2 separate regions of the Homo sapiens genome follow, and region 1 is linked to region 2. The links are chromatin contacts, found by Hi-C or POLR2A ChIA-PET in ENCODE. All regions are on one chromosome and are shown on one strand. Each heading gives the region's core, a stretch centred on a gene start or an enhancer-like site at or near the end of the contact. The rest is flanking DNA. Distances are from core to core; before and after follow the strand shown.

What was found. Hi-C counts contacts between places; a loop is a spot of excess contacts on that map. ChIA-PET counts read pairs that join two places held with the same protein, here RNA polymerase II (POLR2A). Pooled maps may share reads with other maps.
Region 1: a pooled map shows a loop between it and region 2 (1.9-fold over the local background). The contact joins the promoter of FRMD8 here to the enhancer-like site in region 2. A Hi-C loop is called at or near these places in 1 of 50 pooled maps. POLR2A ChIA-PET finds 5 or more read pairs at or near these places in 4 of 52 experiments (H1, PC-9, Panc1 and 1 more).

Annotation. Positions count from the first base shown.
Region 1 is chr11:65,384,203-65,387,947 of GRCh38, reverse strand. FRMD8 (FERM domain containing 8) reads right to left here and starts at 1,311. Exons shown (of 11, transcript NM_031904.5): 1 at 1,187-1,311; 2 at 827-911. The coding sequence starts at 911. RefSeq lists a silencer at 925-1,504 and an enhancer at 1,007-1,595.
Region 2 is chr11:65,288,796-65,292,567 of GRCh38, reverse strand. POLA2 (DNA polymerase alpha 2, accessory subunit) reads right to left here. Exons shown (of 18, transcript NM_002689.4): 12 at 3,480-3,518; 13 at 2,696-2,769. Among named protein-coding and RNA genes, the nearest start is that of CDC42EP2, 24 kb to the left of the region's middle. Within about 2 kb of position 1,652, at least 30 of the 41 ENCODE cell types and tissues checked have a DNase peak (open chromatin) inside an H3K27ac peak, as active enhancers do; they include PC-9, where a contact is called at or near this core.

The DNA of each region.
Region 1 (3,745 bases), core at 62-2,561, 96 kb before region 2:
AAGTGATCCACCCGCCTCGGCCTCCCAAAGTGCTGGGATTACAGGTGTGAGCTACTACGCCCAGCCTGATCCCTGCTTTCAAAAGGCTGTTTGGGAGAAAGAAAGGACACAGCCGGGTGTGGTGGCTCACGCCTGTAATCCCAGCACTTTGAGAGGCTGAGGCAGGCAGATCACGAGGTCAGGAGATCGAGACCATCCTGGCTAACACGATGAAACCCCGTCTCTACTAAAAATGCAAAAAATTAGCCAGGCGTGGTGGCGGGCGCCTGTAGTCCTAGCTACTCGGGAGGCTGAGGCAGGAGAATGGCGTGAACCCCGAAGGCGGGGCTTGCAGTGAGCTGAGATCGCACCACTGCACTCCAGCCTGGGCGACAGAGGGAGACTCTGTCAAAGAAAGAAAGAAAGGAAAGAAAGAAAAAAAGAAATGACACAAAGAAAGTGAACGTGTCACTTTCTTTTTTGTCTATGTTGCCCAGGCTGGTCTCGAACTCCTGGGCACATGTGGTCTGCCCACCTTGGCCTCCCAAAGTTCTGGGATTACAAGCATGAACCACATCAGCCTTCACTTTTCATTCATATAATCTCATTTGAATTTCACAGCTATGTTAAACAAGCTCATTTTACAAATGAGAGCGAGGACCCAACCTGGCCAGTAAACTAGTGACAGAGCCTCTGACTTCTGTGAGTTTTCCACATCTGAATGTACCTTATTATTTCTTAGTCGATACATAAATTATCTTTAATGAAAAAGAAGACAAGCCAGAGCTACTTCTCCAGGGCTGGGGTCCCAGGAGGGTGTGGAAGAGGAGATGCGGGTGGGACCCACCTCGGGCTCCCACGGAGGACACGCTGCTTCGGTGGGATCGCTCAGCGGGGCCGGGCTGCCCGGCACTGCCTTCTGTCCCGTCCATCTGCAAAGGCAAAGAGAAACAGCAGTTACCGGGAGCCAGGGATGGGGGGCTGGAGGTCTCCTCAAGCTCTCGGTGAGTACGGTAAGGGATCCCAGGCTGGGTCCGCAAGGTTGAGCGGCGCTGCCTGGAGGGGCCAAGAGTGCAGACCGGGCGCTGGTGGGAGGGGTGCGGGTTGCTACGGTCAAGAACCGGGGGTCGACCTGGATGCCCAGGCAGGGCAAGGCGCACGCCCAGCCGGGGACGGAGGCCCGGGCCAGACGTCGCTGTGCTCTCACCTCGCAGGGTCGCAGAGCCCGCCACCTGAGAGGCAAGGCTCCTGCCTGGAATCCTGCCCCGCCGCCAAGCCCGCCACCGCCCGCACTCGGGCTCCCGCTAAGGACGCAGCTGACCGGGAAGCGACGCGGAAGCCACGGCGGGAGGAAGCGCGGCGCCCGAGGCCCCGCCCCCTTCGACCCGGGGGAGCCAATGGGAGCCCAGGGCCGCCCCGCGCGGCCCGCGCATGCCCGGACGCCAGCCTCGCGTGTCTCATCACGCCCGTGGGGTGGCCGCGTCACGTACCAGCCCCGCCACCACCAGAGTGACCCAGAGCGAGTTTCCCTTCACAAAGGCCCCGACTGTTGGCCTGTAAGAGGGTTTGGCGAAGATTCGAGAATCAGGCTAGGGGCGTTGGCCTGCCCACGCTGGGTCTTCGGGCTAGTTCCCTGCCTGTGAAATGGACACTTCCTGGCACGTGCCAGGGATCCATGCGGCGCTGGCAGCGGCCTGTACCGTGGCGCTCTCGGCAGTGGTCAGGAGAATGAGTCCTGGCCCAGACTCATCCTGGACAAGTCCCTTCTCCTCTGGGCCTCAGTTTTCCTCATCTGTAAAATGAGGTGGTTGAACTGAATGACCCCCAAGGACTATCCCTACTCTCTAAATGATTATTAATATATGTCTATGTCGGCCGGGCGCGGTGGCTCACGCCTGTAATCCCAGCACTTTGGGAGGCCGAGGCGGGCGGATCACGAGGTCAGGAGATCCAGACCATCCTGGCTAACACGATGAAACCCCGTCTCTACTAAAAATACAAAAAATTAGCCGGGCGAGGTGGCGGGCGCCTGTAGTCCCAGCTACGCGGGAAGGCTGAGGCAGGAGAATGGTGTGAACCCCAGGGGGCGGAGCCTGCAGTGAGCCGAGATCACACCACTGCACTCTAGCCTGGGCGACGGCGAGACTCCGTCTGAAAAAAAAAAAAAATTTATATATATATGTCTAAATCAGAAAACCAGGACAGACACTCTGTTTTTCCAGGGAGCAGTGACATGAGCCCTTACTATCTTACACAACAGCCTGGGAGACCTTGAGGTTTTCCCAGGCTGGGAGGAGACTTGGGGCCCCAAAGAGGCAGGTGTGAAACCACCTACCCTCAGGGCCATGTCACTGACATGTCCTGGTAATGCAACATGTGTGCATCTGAGATGTGGAACTCAGGGAGAAAAATAAGTCCATGGGGCACCTTCTGGGGCCAGAGGAACCAGAAGTTGTCCCAAGTGACAGCAGTGGGCTTGGTGATCAGGAACAGAGGGCAGTGGGTTCACTTTGCCCTGGTTCCCTGGGATTGGAAAGCAGCTCTAGCTCCTGACCCAGTCCAGCCTTCTTTGGTATGTGAACCAGCTCTGCCTGCCCTCCTATGATCCACACTGCCCCACAGCTGAGCCCATGACATCACATTTGCCTTGCCAATGTGACTTAAGGACTTGAGGAAGCTCAGATGTGGGCTGCAGGGAAGGGTGTCCAGTGGGGGCAGGCATCTCCTTCCTGGTTCTCAGCTCTGGGACCCTCAGACCAGGACACACTGTATCTCCATGGCCTCTTGACCCAGCTGGAGTGAAGCAGGAGCAGAAGAGTTCAGTGTTGTTTTGAATGCTTACTGGATGCGGGGCTTGTGCTAGGTCAGGGGATGGAGACTGAGGGGAGACGTGGCCCTGCCCTCAGAAAGTGTCTGTTGTGGTTTAATTGGTGAGTTAAGGAAGAGGGGAAAGAGAAAGAAGCCCAGGAGAACAGCACATTTAAAACCACAGCACTTTGGGAGGCCGAGGCAGGAGGATCGCCTGAGGCCAGGAGTTCAAGACCAGCCTGGGGAACATAGTGAGACGCCATCTGTAAAAAACCCAAAAATTAGCCAGGTGTGGTGGCACACATCTGTGGTCCTAGCCATTCAGGAGCCTGAGGTGGGAGGATCGCTGGAGCCCAGGAGTGTGAGCTCACAGTGAGCTCTGATAGCGCCATCCTGCCACTGTATTCCAGCCTGGACAACAGTGAGACTCTGTCTCCAAAAAAATAAATAAAACCACAGAAGATGACAGCATTGCCTTAAGAACTATGAAATGCTACAGGCAGGAAAAGTCTCTGCTCACTTGCTGTGTGTGGGGCACTGGGCCAGGCCCTTTCCCCTGTTTCCTGTGTCATTCTCATGCGTCCTGAGAGTGGAAATAAGTATTAGCAGTTGCCATTTACGTGCCAGCCACTTTTTAAAGTGCTTTAATCCTTAGAACTCACTAAGAGGTGAGTATCACATCTCTGTTTTATGTCAAAGACTGACACCTGGGAGTGTCTGCGGTGGTGGTGGGGAGGCTAGAACCCGGGTCTAGTCAAGGAGGGGCACTGGGAGAGAGTCCGGGAGGCTGATGGTGGGGAAGGAAAGGCATTCCAGGTAGTGGGAACTGCACGAGCATGGTTAGGACCCCAGGAAAGACCCCCGCTGTGTGAGAGCATAGCAGGTGGGTGGCACCATGGGGGAGGCCTTGAACCCCAGGATGACAGATATGGGGCAGGCGTGTTAGACAGTAAGAACA
Region 2 (3,772 bases), core at 403-2,902:
GGACAATCTGTGCTCCACATCTCAAGGGCTTGACATCTGTGATAAACACAAAGGACTGAGGTGCAGCTGGCTGCTCTCAAGGGACAAAATTGCCCTGTTTCAGTGTAGGCTTTGGAAGGGCAATAGTTAAGGAGGAAATAGCCTTCCTGCTCATGGTTAGAAAGCGCCTATAGAAGGAGGGATCAGAAAAACATCCCAACTATGCTCAGCATTGCACAACCTCGTACGTCACAGCGGGAGGGTCCTCCAGCTGCTCCCGCAAACAGGACGAGAACCGCGGGCTCTGCTCGCTTTCTCTGAGGTGCTTTCTCACTGGCTCTTTTTCTTTTTCTGAGATGGAGTCTTGCTGTGTCGCCCAGGCTGGAGTGCAGTGGTGCGATCTCGGCTCATTGCAACCTCTACCTCCTGGGTTCAAGCAATTCTGCCTCAGCCTCCCGAGTAGCTGAGACTACAAGCACCCACCACCACATCTGGCTAATTTTTGTATTTTTAGTAGAGATGGGGTTTCGCCGTGTTGGCCAGGTTGGTCTTGAATTCCTGACCTCAAGTGATCTGCCCGCCTCAGTCTCCTAAAGTGCTGGGATTATAGGCGTGAGCCCCGTGCTTAGCCTGGCTCTGACTTTTACTAATGATGACTCAGCTTAATGCTCTGCATTTCTGACCTCTCAGGAATACAAAGAAATTCTCTGCCCAAGAACTGTTTATATACTGTTTCTAGAAGGGTGGGGCAGCTCCCCCTGCCCTGTGGCACACACTGGCCATAGATGAAAGTGCCTGGTGGTGCTGGGCTCTCATCCCCAGTGTGACAATGCCTCATCTGTGCTTTATTTCTATCACTGCTGTCAATACCACACGGGGTAAGGAACCAAAAACAGAACCCGACCTCAAACTGAAAGCACCCAGCCAGTGTTAGGGCACTACAACACAGTCCCTGCCTATCCCCAAGGGCTGACAAAAGAACACAGCCCTGCTCCTGTGTTTTGGGGGTCTATCTCCTGAGGAGTTCCAACCACTCTCCAGGCCTGATGAACTTGACCAGGATCACAGCAAATCTGGGGAAGAGGGAAGGCACCTGCATCACCTTCATCTGAGGGAGGCAGGGGAGGAAAGGGCAGAACCAGACATGGTTGTCACTGGCACAACCCAAGTCTCTGATTCTGGGGTGAGTTGGGGGATGTTCTTTATTCCAGCTGTGACATCTACCATCCTGGCCCACACTGCTGGTACAAGAAGGTAATGTTACAACTTATTGATTCTGGGATCAGTTCTCATGGCTAAAAGGCGGAAGGTTAGACATCTTATTTTAAAAACCACCTTTGTGACAGACTCGTTTTTAAATGCTTAGCCTCAGGAATATTTGTATTTTATTAGCTCAGCTACAAGCATGCAGATCTTGTGAGGAGATCTACCACCTATACCAACTTCTTTCAAACCCTGGCACTGGGGAAAAGGGACAGGAATGGAGGATGTCAGATTTCTGAATAACTTTCCACTTCCGGCTTTAGCCTCTTCCTGGAACAGTGACTTTCCTCTCAAATGAGAACTGCACAGCTCTCTCATCACTGCTGTAACCTCTCACAGTTCCTTCCGTTTGGTCTATGGCAAGGATTCAAGGCCCCACCCTCACTGAGAGTTTCTATCACCACCAGCTGTAGCCACTGGCAGCTTCCCACGCACCCTGGGGAAGCACTGACTTGGGAGGAACTTGGGCTTACCCAATACAATCACTTACACAACAAGATGTTTGGGGTCTCACAGGATTTCACTGCGTAAGTCATCAAACACTTCTCAAAACCATCCTGGGAAGATTCCCGTGGAATATTAGTTTATACAAAAGGGAGTGAGAAAAGGAACTAAGTATAGAAGAGAAAGAGCAACCAAAGAGTGAGAGCCGATGCAGCCTTGTCAAGTATGTTTATCTTTGTGTTTTACAGAGATGCCTCTTAACTTGCACTTGAAGTTCAAGGGTTCTAGCTGATCTCGGTAGTTCAAAAGGAAGGAAAGAATAGGAACTGCCATGATTTTTTTTTGGAAAAGGAGTTTTGTTCTTGTTGCCCAGGCTGGAGTGCAATGGTGTGGTCTCGGCTCACTGCAACATCTGCCTCCTGGGTTCAAGAGATTCTCCTGCCTCAGCCTCCGCAGTAGTTGGGATTACAGGCATGTGCCACCACGCCCAGCTAATTTTGTAATTTTAGTAGAGATAGGGTTTCACCATATTGATCAGGCTGGTCTTGAACTCCTGACCTCAGGTGATCCGCCTGCTTTGGCCTCCCAAAGTGCGTGAGCCACCACGCCCAGCTTTTTTTTTTTTTTTTTTTTGAGATGGAGTTGCGCTCTTTTTGCCTAGGCTGGAGTGCAACGGCACGATCTTGGCTCACTGCAACCTCTGCCTCCCAGGTTCAAGTGATTCTCCTGCCTCAGCCTCCCAAGTAGCTGGGATTACAGGTGCCCACCGCCACGCCTGGCTAATTCTGTATTTTTAGTACAGACAGAGTTTTACCATATTGGCCAGGCTGGTCTCAAACTCCTGACCTCAGGTGATGTGCCCGCCTCGGCCTCCCAAAGTGCTGGGATTACAGGTGTGATCCACTGAGCCTGGCCCTGCCACGACTTTTAAGCAGTTTCAGTTTCTTAATGGGAAGCTCTGGAGAAACCTAAGAAGCTTAAGGTTCTGTCCAGTATTTTGAAATCTGACCTTCTTGTGCCTTCAATAATTGTTCGTAGACACTGCTTGAAAATGTCTTCAAATGGACTTGTCAGTAGACAATTCTGCAAGAAAGGAAAGGAGACAGATTTAGACGGCAGATGTTTGGTGTTTATTCACTTGTTTAACATTGTTAGGTGACCCATAGAAGTCAGCTGTTGGGCTAGGAGCTGAAGGAGACGCAAAGATGAAAAAGACATGGTCTTTGTCTTAAGGAGCTAAGTCTAGTCGAAGGGAGGAGAAGAGATGTGGGAATTAACCCTCTTGAATGCAATCTGAGAGAGACTAAAAGAAAGAGTACTTTGAAATATTTTCCATGGAAGGTAAAGTATCGTGAGACGAAGGATTGGAGGTCCCAGACCTCAGCCATGGAGATGTCCCAGGAAGGACCATTCGTGTTTTATGCAAAGGACAGCAAGATGAGTTATAAGCTTGGGGTATTGGCCAGGACAGGTTCTTTCACAGGGCAGCCCATGACTGCCAGACACCTGCATTTGTGCTAGTGCTCTTGTGCCTTAGCAGCAGGCATCACAAACAAAGGAACATTAGGACTTATATGTCCCTCCCCCAGCTTCCAGACAGCCTTGTATTCTGGTGAAAGGAGGCCCTTGGATTCCAGATCTTTATTAATAAAGTGCTCTGCTAAAATGATTTTCTGATTAGCCACAGGACTTAATGTGTTTGTTACAGATGTGGGATAAACACTAAAAAATGAAAAGTGAGAGCCTGACTGGATTCAAGTACCCAGGACCCCTTCCCACCCCAGCCCACTCACCTCCACCTGTTCATGCTTAGCATCCAGGAAAGGGCCAAACTGCAAGGGGAGAAACAAAGACACCAAAAGAACAAATCAGAATCACTTGTGTCTGTGAATGACTTCAGATACCTCCTCTGGCAGTTCTCTGTGGAGGGCTCATCTGTCCCTCCAAGGCTGCCTGTAGAGCCTGGGGACAGTTAGCAGATGGGCTGGCGGGGCGCCAAGCCAATTTCACAGGCAGAAACACGTTTGCCCCAGATGGAGGGAGGCTCCCAGAGCCCCATAACCACTATAACACTGGGCTCACATCT